2 separate regions of the Homo sapiens genome follow, and region 2 is linked to region 1. Evidence: chromatin contacts called from ENCODE Hi-C or POLR2A ChIA-PET data. All regions are on one chromosome and are shown on one strand. Each heading gives the region's core, a stretch centred on a gene start or an enhancer-like site at or near the end of the contact. The rest is flanking DNA. Distances are from core to core; before and after follow the strand shown.

Region 1 (5,570 bases), core at 692-3,191:
TTTAATGTACTCAATGAGTTTACTTACTATCACCATGAAATATGCTATACTATCTACACTGCTATAAATGCATCTAAAAATACATCCATTACTAGACAACATTCAGTACAATGTACAATAAACACTACATTCAGTGTTAAACACAACATTTTACATATAGCTTAGCTATTTAATATCACCACCAGAATCTGCTAAAGGTAGCAGAATGTTTGCAAACTGGATAAAAACTGCTATGCTCAACACGAAAAGCAAAGAATCCCCAATCTTATCGCCTCATGATTTCTTTCCCCAAATTTGGCAAAACTGAGCTTGAACACCACACATTATAGAATGGAGGCATTGCTTCTCTAAGCAATAATGTCACAAACCCTGCTTCAGAGTCTCTCTTCAGTGAAAATCTCTGAAGAAGGAAATTCACTAAATTGTATTCCATCGATCAACAGGTGATTCGTGGAAACACAAACTCATATTCATTTCCAATGAAAATTAATATTGTAAACTCTCCCGTTTTTTCACATATATATATTTACAAGCTACTGCATTATTATATTGAATGAATTCCAACCGATTTCTTCTCAGAGGCTTACTAGAAAAATGCCAAATATTCAAATTATTTTGGGGCGTTAACCCATACTGTTGCATGGAACAGAACGGAATTAATAAGGATCCAACAGTTACCACTTTTCAAATGCAAATATGTTGCCATCTAGTAAATACAGCCCCTTTTTAAACATCCCTCAGTGTCTATACAGTTCAGGGCCCTACTTTTGTTTCTTTGAAAATCAAAATTCGCGCATTACATTGAGGCATTATCTCAACTCAGCAACAACAACTAAAATAGATACTAACTAGTCCAGCCTGAGTCTACATCGTACAAGACTTTTGCTTTATTTTTTCCTCCCATTTTAGACACACTGTCCCTAAACAATTCTGCCAAAGGAAACAAACCCTGCAGTGATGAAAAGAATCACGGACACTGGGTTCCACGAACAATAAGGTCGTGGGCTGGTCACCTGCCCGCCTCGGGCCTCAGTTTTCCTGTCTGTAAAATGTGGCCGCTGGACGAATCACCTATGGGGTCCCATCCGGCCCTCTCCCTCCCGGGTGCCTCGCAGCCCGCCCGGGCTCAGCTGACTGGTGCTGTGGCCAGGGTGCCCTGCCTGCCGCCGCTCTAGATGGAGGAGAAGGGGGGCGAGGGAGGAGAGGAACTTGGACTTGCAACAGCTTCAAACAGGAGCCGGCGACAAACTTGAAGCCGTCCTCCTAACAATAGGAAAGAGCACTCCCATTTTCCTGGCTCAAACTTGCGGGACCCCGCGAGGCTGGATCCTCCCAGCCGCCCTCTCGGAACCCGCTTTACCTTTCTCCCTGTTTGGTGTTAGAAGGAGGAGGGTGCAGGACCGTTTGATTCCCTTCCATCTCCACCACGCACTTGGTGTTCAGTTCCAGTTCTGAAAGCAGAGAGAAAGGGACGTTGCAAAGTCCAGCATCCGCGCCTCCAGCCCGCCCGCCCGCCAGCCGCGCCGAGCGGGGCTCCGTCCCTGGAGGCGGCCGAGCCTGGAGACGGCGCCCCGGGCACCACGGCCAGCGCGGACGCCGCCTCCGCCCCGGCCCCCCGGCCCCGGCCGCGCTCTCGCCGTCCCGGCCCCGCAGTTTCTAAAGTTGCCCCCGCCCTCAGCCCGAGCAGAAATAAAAAAGAGCGGAAAGCTCCTCACCTCGTCGGTTCATGGGCCGGACCCGGACGGCAACTTTTACCTTGGTATCCGACATGTTGGCTGCGCTCGCCCGGCCGCTCGCCGCGCCCGCTCGGCCTTAGGCGGCCCCTCACGCGCGGCGCCGCCGCCGCTGCAGCCGCGCGCCCCTCGAGCGCGGCCGCCGCCGCTCCGCCGTGAGCTCCGAGAGGCAGCGCCGAGGCGCGCGGGCCATCCCGGGGGAGCGCGACGCGGGGCACGGCCGCGGCCCGGGGAGGGGCGGGCGCGCGGGGCGGGGCGCGGCGGCGGCGGCGGCGGCGGCGGGCGGGGAGGAGGCCTCGCCGGCGGGCCCAGGCGCAGCTCTAGCCGCGCCGCCCCAGCCGAGACCGCAGCGCCGCGGCCCCTCGCGGCTGCCCGGGGCCCCGCGCCGCCATGTTCCGCGCCCGTCACCCGCCGGGGCTCGGGAGAGGCCGGACACGGCCACGCGCGGCGCCCCCTGGAGCGGCGGGACGGCAGTGAGAGGAGCGGCGAGCAGCGCGGCGCTTAGGGGAGGCTGGAGTCCGGGGCGGGACGCATTGTTTCCCCAGGGGACCTCCCAGGCCAAGCCTGCACCGGCGCCCGCGGGGCCCCCCCCCGGACACCGCCGTGAGCTCGAGCCGCCTTCTGGGGCCGCTGCCACCCGGAGCCCCGGGACGGCAGCAAGGACCACGGCTCGCCGCGCTGGGTGCGCAGGCCTTCCCCTCCGAGTCCCGGCACGCCGCCCCCTCTGTCCCACACGGAGCCTGCAGCGGTATTTTAAGATCTCTGTGGTGAACCGAGACTAGAAATGAATCTGTGAATCCACCACCGAAACAGTGTATGTTTGTAAATAGTGCTCTCCCTTCCTTTCCCGGCCTCTCTTGTCTCGGGAGGGATGTCAAGTGGGCTGGGAGGGCCATTAACTCTTACATAAGAATTTAATAGCAATGGATTCTGTCATCCTGCCAAATGCAGACCTCGCTGCCAGGGCGGAACTGGGCGAATCCGATTTATTCTGTTTGGTTCAACAAGTGCTTAAGGGGCGCTCACCGAGTGCCAGGCATTTTGAAGCGTACAGAAGTCAAAAATCCAGAGTTTAGATCCAGGAATCTTTCGATTTTGCTTAAATCTAGAAATCCACTTATTGGAAGATGCATTGAGGTTTTACTGTGTGCAGGGTGCTGTTGAGGACACACAGAAACATGAATAGCATGATGCAGAGGCACACGCTAAGGTGGAAGAGAGGGCGTGGAGACTTATTATGCTAGACAGTGTACGGCAGGTGCTAGGAGAGGGGTCCGTCCGCCTCCAACCGAGGTGATGCTACGCTTGACCCTCGAACAACACGGGTTTGAACTGCACGAGTCCACTTACACGTGGCTTTTTTTCAACCAAAATCTGATTGAAAATACAGTATTCGTGCTCTGGCACAGTGCCTTACGCCTGTAATCCCAACACTTTGGGAGGCCGAGGCGGGAGGATCACTTGAGGCCAGGAGTTCGAGACCAGCCTGGGCAATGTAAAGAAACCCCATCTTGCCAAACATAAAAATTTAAAAAATAGCCGGGCATGGTGGCAGGTGCCTGTAGTCTTAGTTACTGGAGAGGCTGAGGTGGGAGGATCACTTGAGCCTGGAAGGTTGAGGCTGCAGTGAGCCATGTTCGCACCACTGCACTCCAGCCTAGGCAACAAAGCAAGACCCTGTCTCAAAAAAAAAAAGGGAGAAAAAAGAAAAGACAGTATTTGGCAGGTTCAAAACTGAGAGATCCAACTTTTCCTATTTGTGGGTTCTGCAGAGCTGACTGTGGGACTTGAGTATGCATGGTTTTGGATGTTCCTGGAACCAGTCCCCTGTGTACACTGAAGGACAAATACTTCAGCCCCACCTTATTGTAGAGCCAGCTATCTCAGTCTACCTCTGAAGGGCCTGTTGCATCTTTCCTCCTCTCCATTCCTGCTGCTGCAATCTCACTTTACCTGTCCATTCACTTGTTCAACAAATGTGTTCTGAGCGCCCTACTATGTTACAAACACTGTTGTAGGCTTTAGGCTACAGGCTCTCAGCTGCTGCTCAGAAAGAGGTGAAATTTCCAGCCCTCTGAGGCTAAGAATCTAGGTCTGTGCTTACCTCTTCACTTTTGGGCTGCTGAGACATCCTGTTAACCCTCCTAGCTTTGCCTCCTCTAATCACTCCTAAATCCAGCTTCCAGACTGATTTTTCACAAAATTAAAATTTTATCCTTTAATCGTGCATGGTATTCTATTGTTCAAAAAACTCTCAGGCTGGGCACGGTGGCTCACGCCTGTAATCCCAGCACTTTGGGAGGCCGAGGCTGGCAGATCACCTGAGGTCGGGAGTCCGAGACCAGCCTGACCAACATGGAGAAACCCCGTCTCCACTAAAAATACAAAATTAGCCAGGCGTGATGGCACATGCCTGTAATCCCAGCTACTTGGGAGGCTGAGGCAGGAGAATCGCTTGAACCTGGGAGGCGGAGGTTGCGGTGAGCCAAGATCGCACCGTTGCACTACAGCCTGGGCAACAAGAGCCAAACTCCACCTCAAAAACAAGCAAACAAACAAAAAACCTCTCTGTTTAATATTACCTCCCACCATTCCTGAAATTCTTTATCCAGGACCTTTTCACAAGCAAGATACCATCCCTATGCTAAGCCATTGCTCTGGTAGTTTCTATCAGTGGGAATTGTAGAGGGTTGAATTTGTAACTCCCAAAAAGGTATGTACAAGCCATAACCTCCAGTACCTGTGAATGTGACCTTATTTGGAAACAGGGTCTTGGCAGAAATAAAATTAGGATGAGGCCATACTGGGTTAGGATGGTCCCTAAATCTAATGACTAGTGTCTTTTTTTTTTTTTTTTTTTTTGAGACAGAGTCTCGCTCTGTTGCCCAGGCTGGAGTGCAGTGGCACGATCTCAACTTACTGCAACCTCCACTTCCAGGTTCAAGCGATTCTCCTGCCTCAGCCTCCCAAGTAGCTGGGACTACAGGCATGTGCCGTCATGCCCAGCTAATGTTTGTATTTTTAGTAGAGATGGGGTTTTGCTGTGTTGCCCAGGCTGCTCTCGAACTTCTGACCTCAGGTGATCTGCCCACCTCGGCCTCCCAAAGTGTTGGGATTACAGGTGTGAGCCACCGCACCTGGCCTGACTAGTGTCTTTATTAGAGAAAGGAGAGGGGGATTTGGATACACAGGGAGGAAGACCATGTGAAGACAGAGGCAGAGATTGGAGTGATGCAGCCACAAGCCAAGGAACACCGAGGTTTGCCAGGAGCCACCAGAAGCTAGGAGGAGGAAAGGAAGCCTCCGGAGGAAACACGGCTCTGCTGACACCTTGATTTGGGACTTCTAGCCACCAGAACTCTGAGACACTAAATTTCTGTTGTCTTATGCCACCCATTTCATGGTCATTTGTTACAGTAGTCTTAAGAAACTAATACAGAGGCCAGGCGCAGTGGCTTATGCCTGAAATCTCAGCACTTTGGGAGGCAAAGGTGGGAGGATCACTTGAGCCCAGGAGTTTGAGACCAGCCTGGGCAACATAGGGAGACTCTGTCTCTACAAAAAATAAAAAATTAGCCAGGCGTGATGGCGTGTGCCTGTGATCCCAGCTACTTGGGAGGCTGAAGCAGGGGGGATTGCTAGAAAGCCTAGGTCAAGGCTGCAGTGAGCCATGATTGTACCACTGCACTCCAGCCTGGGCAACAGGGTGAGACTCAGTCTCAAAAAAATAAAGAAAGAGAGGAAGGATGAAAGAAAAGGAAGGAAGGAAGAAAGGAAGGGAGGATATACAAAATTTAATCAATCCCTTCTCTGTCTCATTTTCTCCTTCTCCCTCAT
Region 2 (4,900 bases), core at 985-3,484, 400 kb after region 1:
ACTATCAGTACCCTGATAATTGATTTGCTTGTCTTACTCCTTCCCTGGATTGAGAGGTCTTTGAGGACAGGGAGACCATGTCTAATATCATTATCTTAATACAACCTAGCAGATTGTCTGGGAGGAAATCAATAAATGCTCCAGAGAATGAATATCCATTCACACTGTAGACTCCTTAGGAAGATCTGAGAGAGTTTGTTCACATAATATTATAGCATTCAACGTGTTTATTTAGTCTTATTAAATTTTGACTGCAATTTAAAAAAAATTTGCATAGTTGCATGGTTGAAAATAATCAGTGGTGATGTTACTCAGTTGTGCAAAATATTTGGGATAATAGGCAGCACTATTCGTGCTTATGTTCTCATTCATATTGGCAGCAGCTTCTTCCCTTATCCTGTTAACAAGAGATTATAATTTATGAATGGTAATTTGAAAAGTGGACTCTGTGTTGAACTTTGGTTTAAGGCTCAGGAGATTTGCATCAACACCAATGAATAAACTAACCTCTTAGAGGTTGCTTTTTATCTTTCCTAGTTCCTGTCCACCAAAATGGTCACTATACCAAGAAAATTCCTTGAAATAGATTATCTCAGAACCTAAGCCATTGCTAAATCTGAAGGTTGGACTTCCTTTGGGATGGTTTTCATTTACATTCACCTTCCTCATGTAACTCAGATTTAGGTCTCATTCTAGCTTGGCCTGTGTCTGGTTTGGGCCAATCTCTTAAATCTTCCTGGACATCAGTTTCCTTATTTTTTTTTTTTTTTTGAGACAGAGTTTCGCTCTTGTTACCCAGGCTGGAGTGCAATGGCGCAATCTCGGCTCACTGCAGCCTCTGCCTCCCAGGTTCAAGCGATTCACCTGCCTCAGCCTCTCGAGTAGCTGAGATTATAGGCACCCACCACCACGCCCAGCTAATTTTTTGTATTTTTAGTAGAGACGGGGTTTCACCATGTTGGCCAGGCTGGTCTTGAACTCCTGACCCCAGATGATCTGCCCGCCTTGGCCTCTCAAAGTGTTGGGATTACAGATGTGAGCCACCGCACCCAGCCCAGTTTCCTTATTTTTAAAATCAGGTTATTTGCTAAAATAGCTAGGAAGACTTTTCAAGCTCAAATATCCTACCGTGGGTTCTTTTATCATCTTATTGCCCCTGTCCTTTTTCTCTTCCTCCCTGACTGGTGAGCTGGTCCTCCTACCTGCCCTAGCATGGCACATGTAGATACACTGTGTTATTCAGCACTTTGCTTTGACCTAGAGGTTTTCTTCAACTTGGAGGGCTGAGAAGCAATGTTTGCTTGTGTCGTTTGGAATGGTGCCTGTTGGCGTGCACAGATCCTTTCCACAAAGGGCCTGTGAGTCCCTTCCTTTTAGGAAGCACATTCCTGACAGTGGTTGCAAAAGTAGAGAGGGATTGCAGAGTGAACACAGATTCTTGTGTCAGAGCGACATTCCTAAATGGCAATGTTCAGCAGACTTAGGTGATTGTGATCTATGGGGGATATGGGGAATGAGTAGGTATGCGATTCATTATGAATGTCACACAAATGAAGTGTCCAAGGGTTTGGAGCAAGGAAGCACTTCATAATACCTCACAGCTTCTGGATTATTTTGTTACATTTTTGTTTAATTGAGGGTACAACCAGTTAAGTTACAAAGCACTTCAAGTGAAATCATTGTTTCATCAAGAAGTGTCTGTATTTTATGAGGTAAACTAAGATTATTCCCGATTTGATTCACAGGTATTCTAATTTCATCATTAGATGCAAAAGGACAAGTGAGGTACAAGCTGTTTTTTGATGAGATGTGCATGGGAAGTGTTTCTATAAAACAGTTGTCTGCCACGTGGGAAGGCAGGTCTGGGCTGTTAGAAGTAGAAGAAAGAGATTTAAAGAGCTGGGAAGGAGGGAGAAAATAAAGAAAGGTGGCCTGTGAGGATATGTACAGACAGAGAGGTAGCAGGCGCTTAAGGCCAAGAGGTGAGCTGTCCCTGTCTGGGCAGAAGAAGTGCGCTAGGGGCAGCTGCCTGCACCCCCTGCTCTGAATTCCTGCAACAGCGGTCCCAGGAGAACAAGAGACAGGTCCTGACAAGCAGTAGAGTCGGTGCAGCGCGCCCGGGTTCGGATAGGGTTAAGGCCAACACCTGCAGCTGAAGTACGACCCACATGGGAAGTAGGAAGTGCGGCGCCTGAGCTTCCTGTATAAATAAACGCGCTGCTACCGCTGCTGGCGAGCTGTGCCCCACGCTCCCGCTGCAACAGTCCCGGGCATCGCAGCTGCCAGTCAAGGCTAGGAGGCGGTCGGGGACTCCGCCTCCTCCCGACCCGTAGGTCTGGGAGCGCAAGTCCTGTTGCAGTCTTGCAAAGTGTAAAGCTGTCAGCCGCAGAGCACGGAGGAAAGACGGAGAGAATGGAAGAGCTCCTGTCCGGTGTGCCAGCAGCCCGGACTGGCGGTGAGCGCGAGGGAGGCTACTGAGAAGCCCGGCGACGGAGGAACGCAGGTCTGCTGCCAGGTAGGTTTAGCGAGCTTTTTAAAGGCTACAGGCGTTGCAAGACCGGAATGGTGTTGCTGGACTAAGGAAAAAGGACAGGAAACTCACTGTGACACCACAATTTTTCGATTTTCTGTCTCTAGTGCTCAAACCATACAGAACTGAATTCATTCTGAATGCCTTAAACACCTGTTAACTTAGAAGAAAAATGCCTTTGTTAAAGGAAAGTAGTTTCATTTCTAATAAAACAGTTTCTATAATAGAATGTATTGTAGAATCCGAGATTAGACCAGACCTCTCCCTAGGTCTTAAGGGGAGACCAAAAGTTGGCATAATCTCGGATTATGCATTATAGTGCTTATTTTATCAGGTAATTGCTAATGAAACAGTGAAACTCTGATACTACGAGAGCCATTCTCAAATTTAAGTTAAAATCGAACTGATTGTCGTTTGTGCAGGGAAAAGGTAGGTATCTTTTGCTTATTCTTTCTAAAACACCTTTTGTTTTTCTCATGAGTTTCAAGGATCCTGCTGTAAGTCTACTCCTCATGCATATACACTATTCACATAAAGATTTCCCAGAAATTAATTCCCTTCTCTGGGAAATGTTCTTTTTTCATGTTCTCATAACAGACTGTCAGTTTCATATTGCTTTCTGCCACATGTATCTTATCAAAACATTAGCTCTGAGGTTCTTAACAGGACTATCTCTGCTCTTCCGATTTGGCATTTCTGGACGTTTATTTGAACATTGAGAGGTATAAATTAAATGGCAATGTATCTAACATTTCTGAGGAAGCAGATTAGGGGGTGTCTGTGCCCAGAAGCAAAATAAATGAACTTTGGGATGACTCAGTTTTTAGGGTGTGGGTAAGAGGCAAAAGGAACCTAGCCAGTCCTAACTGAGTTGCTGGCTAATTAGAGTATCTGTCTGCCGCAGCTTTCACTGAAATGAGCCTCTTGGTCCCTTTCACATCAAATCCCTCTGTGAGTCCCTCCTTCTCCTTAGTTTATCTTTCCTTCACAACCTGGGTCCTTTTCATGGACAGCAGTGCCTTAAATACTTCTAAAACTATCCTGAGGGGGAGAAAAACCTATAGCAGATCCACAAAGCCACTTGTAGATAATTGTATTATGAAATCCAAGGTCATGGTTTCACACAACTCCTGCTCTGCCCTTGCACACCTTTGACTGGCATTTTTTTTTTTATTTTTGTCGTGGGCATAAACTTAGAAAAGTGGGAAAGGGAAAAACCTCAGTTTCAAAAGTAGTCTCTGACTAATTAATTATCTTGATTAAAAAAAGGTAAACATATATAGTGAACGTGAAAAAGATGTTGAGTAGTAGAATTGGGTTGCTTGGCTTTTTATTTAAAACAAACAAAACTCAACCAAAAAAACCCCCCAAAACCCCAAACAATCACCCTAGATAACTTTCTCCTACACTACTGTGCTGGAAGTCGGGCTTGAGTGTGGTCAAATCCTGCCCATTTACCCAGAGTTTTACAAATATTTACAGTCATCTATGCCAAATATCTTTGTGCTGAGTCCCAAAGAACATTCTCAGCATTCAAAAGGCCCATTCTCATGAATGGTTTCAGTTCATTGGCAATTTAAAGGCATTCAGGCTTCCAAACTAGGTCAGCTTAAGACATGTCTTTTTAAAATAATCAGTTTTTGGGTCTCAGATTATGAACCAGGTTTTTGGAGCCAAACTCTACAGCAGAGAGAAGAGTATGCTCTCTCTGGAAAGAAAAAGCTTATTTTATCTACCTGGTATGACCATTTAACTTCCTGAAAAACGTCTTTCTCCTCAGTAGTATGAATATTTTTCATCTGAGGAGGTGCACTTAAAATTTCCTTCTTGAAAAGTCATTTCAATATTTTAGACGTTTAGAAACATTTATATGTATGTCAGAATCCTTTCTCCGAAGTGTTTCTGCTAATCCTGGCTTCTTTGTTTCCCCTGGCCTTGACTTTATGACATTACTTTCTTGGAGAGTGAAGTTTTTAGTGTTTGAAATCTCCAGTTTGAGATAGAGGTCAGGAATCATGCTGAACCCAGATGTTACTGAAGGAACAAAGTCTGAGCAGTTTTGGGACTAAGCCTACTTTGTACAACTGATTATTTTGGATGTGGGAAAAGGGCCAAGCTGCCAGACAAGTCATGCTTTTCACTTGGACTTTGGGGAATAGGTATCTGTAGCCATTGCTCCTAAGTACTGAAACATTTCTTTCAGGGGTGCCTACCTTAATTTATAGAAGCTCCTTACCTGAAACAAATGGTCAATATTTTCAGCTTGTGAATTTCTGGAAGTGAATACAGATGAGAACCAGGCCTTTAATATTTTCTCTCCTCCAAGTACAATCAGAAAAGTTATCCACTCTACTACTGAGTGACTGATTT

Evidence for each region. Hi-C counts contacts between places; a loop is a spot of excess contacts on that map. ChIA-PET counts read pairs that join two places held with the same protein, here RNA polymerase II (POLR2A). Pooled maps may share reads with other maps.
Region 2: a pooled map shows a loop between it and region 1 (4-fold over the local background). The contact joins the promoter of RNF144B here to the promoter of KIF13A in region 1. A Hi-C loop is called at or near these places in 1 of 37 single-sample maps with no recorded cell type and 6 of 50 pooled maps. POLR2A ChIA-PET finds 5 or more read pairs at or near these places in 2 of 52 experiments (BJ and RWPE1).

The regions. Positions count from the first base shown.
Region 1 is chr6:17,985,694-17,991,263 of GRCh38, forward strand. It overlaps KIF13A (kinesin family member 13A), which reads right to left and starts at 1,942. Exons shown (of 39, transcript NM_022113.6): 1 at 1,716-1,942; 2 at 1,361-1,451. The coding sequence starts at 1,770. RefSeq lists silencers at 1,528-1,647, 2,018-2,517.
Region 2 is chr6:18,385,116-18,390,015 of GRCh38, forward strand. It overlaps RNF144B (ring finger protein 144B), which reads left to right and starts at 2,235. Exons shown (of 8, transcript NM_182757.4): 1 at 2,235-2,515.